Regions from separate parts of the Homo sapiens genome. Here region 1 is linked to region 2. The links are chromatin contacts, found by Hi-C or POLR2A ChIA-PET in ENCODE. All regions are on one chromosome and are shown on one strand. Each heading gives the region's core, a stretch centred on a gene start or an enhancer-like site at or near the end of the contact. The rest is flanking DNA. Distances are from core to core; before and after follow the strand shown.

Region 1 (4,734 bases), core at 1,854-4,353, 46 kb after region 2:
GAGCAGCTTGCAAGAAGAAGGAGCAGAGCAGGAGGGGATGGAGGGGCTCTCTTGGCAGTGCCGCCTCCTGGGTGTCCAGGTGTTTTCTAATTTGGGTCTTGTGACTCTTTCCAGAATCTTCTTGTCAAATCCTAAAATCAATCCATTGTACAGGAAGCAGTTAGGGATGTGTATTAGTCTGTTTTCATGCTGCTGATAAAGACATACTCAAGACTGGGCAATTTATGAAAGAAAGAGGTTTAATGGACTCACAGTTCCACATGGCTGGGGAGACTTCACAATCATGGTGGAAAGTGAAAGACATGTCTCACATGGCAGCAGGCAAGAGAAAAGAGCTTGTGCAGGGAAACTCCCTTTATAAAACCATCGGATCTCATGAGACTTATTCACTATCATGAGAATAACACAGGAAAGACCCTCTCCATGATTCAGTTACCTCCCACCGGCTCCCTCACACAACATGTGGGAATTGTGGGAGCTACAGTTCAAGATGAGATCTGGGGGGTGGACACAGCCAAACCATATCAGGCTGATTTCTACAATATTTGACTAAAAACTTTTTAATGTATGTAGTTCATATAATTAATTTTCTGCTAAAGAACTTCTAGAAGACAAAATAAAAACCTTTCTTTATGCATTTAAACAGAAAATGGCATAACCTACAGATAGCATTTACTCAGAGGGCGGTTAATCATTTTTTACAAACATGCAGAGTTTGGTAATAATGGCAAGGAAATCTCCTCTCCTCAGCCCACTCCCCAGGATGCAGGACACTCACAATTACTTTAAAATTATGTTTTTGAAGATGTTTCTTCTGTTCCATGTTTCCTGAAGGGGTATTCTTATCTGTTGTCTTATTTCTATTTTTGACTCTAAAATTAATCTTCGGTATTATCACTTTGAGTAGACATTATTATAAAAAGTAAACAGATACTTATCTATATTATCAAAAGTATAATTTGCTACATAATTTATTTATATTTAAATAGAATGTTTTATATTTACATTATAAAAATTAACTATGATTAGTAGAGAATATTTGAAAAATGTAGAAAAATAGAGGCAGATAGATAAATGCTGGTCATATTTTGGTATATTTCTTGTCTGATCCTTTTCAATGCATTTTTACATAGTTGTGATTCTTTTAAAGACACAATTTTGTTTCCTGGTTTTTTTCAGTTAAGATAAAATAGCATACACATTTCCATATTCATCACAAGTTTTTTATGGTTTTGTTATTATGTATTTTTTAATGTTATGGATGCACTGTAATTTAATCTGCCCACATAATTTTAAGGAATTAGATGGTTTCATATTTTTAACAATCATAAACAATGCTATAATAAATATGTTTGTAGGTACTTTTATAATATTTAGGATTATTAGCTTAGAACAAATTACTAGAAGTGTATTTCTGTACTAAAGCTTCTGATGATTTGAAACCTATTTATGCATGTTACCACTACAAAAGGATTGCACCTATTCATTCCCCATCTAGTGTTGTTTAAGTGTGCCCACTTGCCCTGTGCTCGCCAGCAGAGGGGGTGCTCATATTTAAAAATCTTTATTAATTTGATAGGGGAAAATTTTTTACCTTATAACTTGCTTCTATAAACATTATTGTAAGATCGAACATTATACAAATGTTTGTTAACCAGATGTATGTATTTCTTCTTTAATGATTTTTCTATTCGTGCTGCTATTGCAGGCATTTAAATGAAGGACTGTTTAGGTGAATGGCAGGAAAGTGGCATCTGACAGTCAGCCTGATGTGGTTTTCCCTCGGTGCCATGGAAATACTCATGGTGACGCAGAAAATTATGAAAATTAATAGCACCACCAAAAATTAGTACTAGGAGGGAAACTATTGCTGAACAGGGAAGAACATTCCAGAGCACAAATGTCTCCTCTTTTTATTTTGCTCCAAAAAAAATTTGTTAAGCAATATATCCATAATCCATATCATGATTCAAAAATACAGAGAACATCTGTACATTATTTAATAAAAGTACAATATTATTTTTCCTTTACAAAGAGAACACAAGTAATAATTCCTTGAAAGTAAAATGTAACATTCATCTTAAAGCTGCATCAACTTTTTGGATGAAATGTGGTTAAAATGAATACCATAAAATACATAGGAAGAAAGAAACATCAGTAAAACTCTCCTCTGAATGGCAATAGTTATCTTACATTTCCCCTGCCTTAAAATCCCACTTGGCACACATAATGAAGGCTAATCACTGTTGACTAAAAATTAGGAAATTAAGGAAAACCTTAAGCCTTCAATGCCCATAATAAATGTGCCTCATTGTTTTATTCTAAACCATGATGACCTAACCTAGGACAGGGCAGACCGCTGGTTCTGTGGTCATGTGGGAAGCTGCTCTGGGCCAACATTATTGCTCAGAGCAGCCCCTGCCAGGGCTCCTGATGACATGTCAGGAGGCCAAGTGCAGTGGGGATATTGAACAGGAGACAAGCTGTCTGCTGTCCCCATCCATCCCAGCAAGCCCTCCCACTGTTGCTGTCTGTACAGCTGCTTTCGCTGTCCCAGGCAGACTGGAAGACACCCAGCCCCCGTGGCCCTGGCCAATCAATACCGGTCTTATGTCCACTTGTCCAGGGGCTCTGCCTAGCACGAGATGGACAGTCAGCTGCTGCTCAGACAGCCATGAGTCTCCCTGCTTGGCATCTGTGTTCCAGGCAGCAGCACCATGAGCATATTCACAGATACTGGGGTCTCAGTTTAACCAACTCTTTTTTTTTCTTCAATGCAGCGTGCTTCCTCGTATAGGAAAACCGGAGGATTTCCTCAAATTGCTGAGTGATAATGTAGCACTGAGACCAGGGAAAATGATTTTGCTTCTCCTCTGAGTAAAACACTGCTTTCCTTACAGGTAAATCACACAGCCATGGAGGCACCCACATCTTTGGCTCAGATGAAGCTGCCAGAGTGACCCACTGGGTCCAGCGCAGATGCCCTCAATTCAAGAGATGGGTCTGGAGCTGGGCAGGTGTGGAGGGGGGTCTGGTCCAAGACTAAGTCCCTGAATCACCCCTGGGAAGAGAGCGGCCAGGCCTTCTGGAGCAAGGCTCGGATGATGCAAGCAGTGTGACTCCTGTGTCCTTGCAGAGCTGGGGCCTGGCCAGGCAGCATGACCTTCTTTTCCAACTGAACGGCCACTCCTGAGTGTCTGTCTCACGGGCAGACAGCCTTTCTGCCTAGAGAAAAGCATTTGGTCAGGGTCCAAACTGTGTCCCAAGGAACTGTCTTATTCTGCTCACATTTTCTGTTTTTTTTTTTTGCCAAAGCTATATGTGTATTATTTTGGTAATATTATTGTAACTGGTAAAAGTAAACACTAAGAAGAGATAAGCACAGAAACTTAAAAAGAAAAAGTCAAAATTCAATACATGGGACAGTGCACAGTGGCAGCCAGGATGGCATCATTGCATGTTAAACAATAGCTTCCCACACAGAAGCCAGTCACCTTTCCTAAGAAGGCAGCGAGACCTCAGGAAGCCAGGCGATGATCGAAACTTAACCAGCCACCAGAACCTGCATCAGCGACACCAGGTCTTTCTGGTGACAGCAGTGAGAGTGAATGGTTCAAAAGTGGAGTGCAAACATCAGATTCACTTCTTCTTTTTTTTTTTTTTTAGATGGAGTCTCGCTCTGTCACCCAGGCTGGAGTGCAGTGGCGCGATCTCGGCTCACTGCAACCTCCACCTCCTGGGCTCAAGCAATTCTCCTGCCTCAGCCTCCTGAGTAGCTGGGATTACAGGCGCCCGCCACCATGCCCGGGTAATTTTTTTATTTTTAGTAGAGACAGGGTTTCGCCATGTTGGTCAGGCTGGTCTTGAATTCCTGACCTTAGGTGATCTGCCTGCCTTGGCCTCCCAAAGTGTTTGGATTACAGGCATGAGCCACTGCGCCCGGCCATCAGATTCACTTCTGAAGAACCGCCGGGTGCTGTTTTATCACAAACTCCCTGCACTTACCTATTTCTCTCCACAACAAATGGTAGAAGAGTGAAAAAAAATTTTCCCCACAATTTATTCTCCATAATCTCTAAACATCCGTGTTAACAAAAAGCTGTCACTAAATAAAAATACATCTTTAGTTTCACGGCTGTGGCTGAGACAGGTGTGTGGAGCGGTGCGGCTGGCTCCCTCTGGGGCCTACCTGACCCTTTTTCTTCTGAGCTGCAGGAAGGCACCGGGTCTGAGGGAGCCCCTTCCGGCCTGGGACCCATGGGGTGAGCTGCAGCAGCGGCCGACCACCCACCTGCACCTGCCTGGCACCTGCCGCCTGGGAAGGGTCCGCTTGTGCCCACTGACCATACCCACCAGCATCCGAGAGCACACCCTGCTCTCTCAGCTGGCTCCCGGGAAGCACAGGCAGTCCAGAAACATCCCTGGAACCAGGGGACCAGGAACCACGGGATCATGGATGTGGAGACCGTCCTGACCAGGACCGTTGTGGGATGTTCTCGTTCTCATTCACTCCCTGTGAACCTCCTGCGGGGAGGGTCCCGTCTGAGAGACAGAGCTTCACAAGTCCCTTTCTGCTTTATTTCCTGTCTCAGTGACACATTAGAAAACAGGAGGAAAAGATATCATAGCTGCAGCCACCGGAAGGAAGCGAGGCTATCATTCCAAATGACCCTCCTCATAAAGAAAAACGGACTTAAACTGGGAATTTCACGTCTCAGTTGTCTCCTAGGTTTC
Region 2 (4,688 bases), core at 1,082-3,581:
ACATTTTACAGAGGACGAAACTGGCATCTAGAAGCTTAAGACCCCCATAGACAGCTGGGACCAAATTCAAGTTCAGCTAAATCACCAGCCTGCTCTCTATCATGCTGCTGCCCTGTATGGCCATTTTGGAAATTTCTGGCTAAAATAGCTACTGGATAGAAATGAACTACTACTATTGGTTCAGCATTTCTTCATTTATCCAGCGAACTTCTGTTGAGACCCTGCTGGTGAGGGCCCAAGGTGGATAAGGTTTGCCCCATCTGGAAGTCACCTGGGCTGGCTCAATTAGAGGGAGGCAATGCCAAAGGCAGTGGGAACCTTGAGGAAGGAACAACTCACTCTACCTGCGGCAGCTGGAGTGGACTTCCATGACATGGTGACATTGACGCTGAAGTGGGCTATCCCAAAGAGGAGAAAAAGGGGCAAGAGACTTGGAGAAGACTCAGCAAGGTGACCCAGGAATGGGAGGCGTGGGGAGTTTGGGAAACTCCAAGTATTTCCCTGCACAATGGGAGGAGAGGGAGGAAGTAGGAGAGAGTAAACCTTCTTAGTGCCACACTAGCTGGAGGGGCTTCATAAGAAGGCAGGTGATGTTACTGATGTTTTATTGAGATGATGTTTGCCATTGAGGATTGGAAGAGATGGGAGTGAGGTGAGGCGGGTGCTAGATGAGATCAGTCTTGAAGCCACTACTCCTCTGTGGTGGCATGAAGGATGAAATGGGCTGAGCAGGTAAGGAGACAGGTGCAATAGTCAGATGCGAGATGATGAGGGCCTGGGATGAGGCAGAGGGGATGGGTTAGAATGACATGGTCTTGGTCATTGAATGGATTTGGGCAAAGGAAGAAAAGGAGAACATTTTGGCTTCTGCCTCGCCCCATTGTCTCAATCTCATGCTAAAGGGGACTCTCTGTCTTGACTTAGTGGGTGCATACTTGAAAATGGAGTTTCAGGCTGGGCGTGGTGGCTCATGCCTGTAATTCCAGCACTTTGGGAGGCCAAGGCAGATGGCTTACTTGAGGTAAGGAGTTTGAGACCAGCCTGGCCAACATGGTGAAAACCTGTCTCTACTAAAAATACAAAAATTAGCTGGGTGTGGTGGTGGGTGCCTGTGCTCTCAGCTACTCAGGAGACTGAGGCAGGAGAATCGCTTGAACCTGGGAGGCAGAGGTTGTGGTGAGCCAAGGTTGCGCCACTGCACTTTAGCAAAAAAAAAAAAAAAAAAGGATTTCAGGGTGGCTATTACCTAAGTAAAGGTGGATGGGTTTTTAAGTTCCTCTGTTTCATTTGTTCACTTCTATTATTCATGTCTCTAGCATGAATCTGCAAGCAGAACCAGTCCCAGTGGAAACTGTGGTGGAGGAGGTTCGAAATGACAGGGGGTACATTATGTAAAGCTGCTGTCCTTTTTTTGTCTCCCGGCCGCTCCCAGCCTTGCACTGGGTCTCTCCCTGGTTACAGAGTACAGCATTCCAGAGAAGAACAGTTTGGCAGAAAATAAAAACATTTGGCATATAGTAAAAATAAACAGAGATCTGCAATGAGGAAATCTTAACCCTGAACAATTCATGGAGAAAATATCTTCTGGGATATTTGAACCATCAAGAGTTGGGATAATTTAACATATGGGCTATAAAATGAGGAAGAAGGAGACAAATTTAAATGCTTCCTTTAATTAGAATATCTTGGTGAAATTGGGTTATAGCCTCCTGGGACCAATTGTTTTATTTTATAACTTTTCCTTAAATTTTGTTTTGCATTTTTTTTCACTATATCAAGAAAGCCTAGACCAAATAAACTACTGAAACATCTGGGCTCAGAACTATGAGGCCCCCACATAGCTGTCTAAAGCACAAGAAAATCCAGGTTCAAATCCCAACTTCACTGCATACTCATGCTGTGACTTGAGGCAAGGGGATAACCCACGCATCAGCGTTTCGATCCTCAAGCTAAGAATAAAAACACCAAGGATAGGTTGGTCTGAGGACCAAATTATAGAAATAATATGAAAATGTTAGTCTACTACCTGGTCCACAGGCAACACAGAATAAAATGTTAGCTCTTTATTATATCATTTAATTCAAAGAGACCAAAGTCACGTGTAGTGGCATTTGGGCATAGCAGCAGGCACACAGGAAGTCTCATGGCCCAGCAGAATTGCCTTACTTAGCTTCTCTCTAGAGACAGAGGTGTGGGGCAGCCTTCATTGTGATTAATGAAACAGAGGTTGGCCAAGGTCTATGACAGCACAGGTCTTCCAGTCAGAAGTGAACTCCAGGCAGGGGTCCATTCTAGCTCTTGTGTTGACAGCACAATGTAAGAGACACTTAGTCTGTAAGAAACTTGAAATAGCCCATAACCTTCCTCACATCCTCCACCTCCTACCAAGCTCTGGGGCTGTCCCACTTTGTGCACAGACTGGAAGTTGTGCTTTGTTGACACTGGGGTAACGTAACTGTGCACATCTGCTAATGGGCAAGGTGGCCTGGCAGAGGAACGGTCTCAGGGGCTTCCCCTTCTGCAGAAAGGACTGTGGAGCTCACACCCTGAGTTTAGAGAAATGACCAGTCCCTTTCTTTCTTTCTGTCTGTGCTCTATGGGTTAATCTAACAATACCCATCAAAAGGAAGGAAGAGCCACGAGGGTCTTTTTGTTTTATTTTTAGCAGAGCCCTCCTTCCTGTCTGGTCTTCCCCAGTCCCTCACTTAGGTCCCACACTCTGTGGTGAGGCAGTCATGCTAATCTGCCTTACAACCAACTTTCCATCATCCTTACAATTAGGAGTTACTGTAAAAAATAGATCTGGAACAAGGGAATATACATCCTTAAAAAAAAAAAACAAAAAAAAAAAAACAAAAAAAACAAAAAAAAAAACAAACCAAAAAACAAGGCCAGGCATGGTGGCTCACGCCTGTAATCCCAGCACTTTGGGAGGCCAAGGCGGGTGCGGGTGGATCACGAGGTTAGGAGATTGAGACCATCCTGGCTAACATGGTGAAACCCCTCTCTACTAAAAATACAAAAAATGTAGCCGGGCTTGGTGGCAGGCGCCTGTAGTCCCAGCTGCTGGGGTGGCTGAGGCAGGTGAATGGCATGAACCCGGTAGGTGGAACTTGCAGTGAGCTGAGATTGCGCCACTGCACTCCAGCCTGGGTGACACAGCGAGAGTCCATTAAAAAAAAAAAAAAAAAAAAACACAAAAAAAACCCAGAAAAAGAACTTATAGGAATTTAGAAGTAATTACAAGTAATTACATCCTCACACTATCCTGAAAATTCAGTCCATTTCAGTTTTTAAATCAACATTTAAGGAAAATAACTAATATTTGTTGAGCATCAAGGACTTGACCCATTAACATCAAATCTTTAGTAATGCTCTATAAGTGAGCTCTATTTTCCGTATTTCATAGGTGAGGAAATGCGTGGCCAAGCTTAACAGAGCTCCAAAATAAAAAGACAGGCATTTGAAACCATCTGTGTCCAAAGCTCACACTCATTCCCAAACTCTGCCTGGCTCATCACTAAACCTAACAGCCTCAGCTAAGTGAGATAATCCAGTACCCCTTGGTCAGAAGTTTCATCTCCCAAGAAAAAGCAGATAAAGCAAATTGCTTTTTAAAAAAATTTCCATATGTATTTGGGGAACAGGAGGTGTTGGGTTACAAGAATAAGTTCTTTAGCAGTGATTTGTGAGATTTTGGTGCACCCATCACCAGAGCAGTATACACTGTACCCAATTTGTACTCTTTTATCCCTCATCCCCCATCCCCCTCCACACTTTCCCCCAAGTCCCCAAAGTCCATTGTATCATCTTATGCCTTTGCATCCTCATAGCTTAGCTCCCACTTATGAGTGAGAGCATAAAATGTTTGGTTTTCCATTCCTGAGTTACTTCACTTAGAATAATGGTCTCCAATTCCCTCCAGGTTGAATGGAAACAATGATAAATAGGTGAGACTTAATTAAACTAAAAAGTTTCTGCAGAGCAAAAGAAACAATTAGCAGAGTAAACAGACAACCGGCAGAGTGGGAGAAAACTCTTCACAGTCTATACATCAGACAAAGGACTAATATCCAGAATCTACAAGGAACTCAAACAAATTAGCCAGAAAAAAACCCAAACAATCCCATCAAAAAATGGGCTAAGGACACGAATAGACAATTCCAAAATAAGATATGCAAATGGCCAACAAACACATGACAAAATGTTCAACATCACTAATGATCAGGGAAATGCAAATCAAAACCACAATGCTATACCACCTTACTCCTGCAAGAATGGCCATAATCAAAAAATCAGAAAATAATTGATATTGGTGGGGATGCGGTGAAAAGGGAACACTTTTACACTGCTGGTTGGAATATAAACGAGTACAACCACTATAGAAAACAGTGCAGAGATTCCTTAAAGAACTAAAAGTAGAACTACCATTTGGTCCAGCAATCTCACTACTGGATATCTATCCAGAGGAAAAGAAGTCATTATGCAAATTACTTTTAATAATGAGCTCGTCTCTCAGAGCAGGGCTGGAAATACATGGCCTTTCTGCAGGTGTTGACATACCACAGAATCACAGTGGAAAATGATAGAAAACAAAACATCTTACTTCTACTTAACTAGTCATATGCTTTATTAAAAAAAGGATTTTTGAGATTATAACGAATATTAAACAATAAACTTGGGCCAGG

Evidence for each region. Hi-C counts contacts between places; a loop is a spot of excess contacts on that map. ChIA-PET counts read pairs that join two places held with the same protein, here RNA polymerase II (POLR2A). Pooled maps may share reads with other maps.
Region 1: a loop to region 2 is called in a pooled map, with 1.9 times the contacts of the local background. The contact joins two enhancer-like sites. A Hi-C loop is called at or near these places in 1 of 168 maps with a recorded cell type or tissue (B cell) and 4 of 50 pooled maps. POLR2A ChIA-PET finds 5 or more read pairs at or near these places in 5 of 52 experiments (B cell, CD4-positive, alpha-beta T cell, GM12878 and 2 more).

Annotation. Positions count from the first base shown.
Region 1 is chr6:159,123,657-159,128,390 of GRCh38, forward strand. No RefSeq gene overlaps it. Among named protein-coding and RNA genes, the nearest start is that of FNDC1, 43 kb to the right of the region's middle. RefSeq lists enhancers at 1,101-4,156, 3,643-3,722 and a silencer at 4,113-4,162. Within about 2 kb of position 3,104, at least 12 of the 41 ENCODE cell types and tissues checked have a DNase peak (open chromatin) inside an H3K27ac peak, as active enhancers do; they include B cell, where a contact is called at or near this core.
Region 2 is chr6:159,078,125-159,082,812 of GRCh38, forward strand. All of the region lies in intron 3 of LOC112267968, which reads right to left. Among named protein-coding and RNA genes, the nearest start is that of TAGAP, 35 kb to the left of the region's middle. Within about 2 kb of position 2,332, at least 2 of the 41 ENCODE cell types and tissues checked have a DNase peak (open chromatin) inside an H3K27ac peak, as active enhancers do; they include B cell, where a contact is called at or near this core.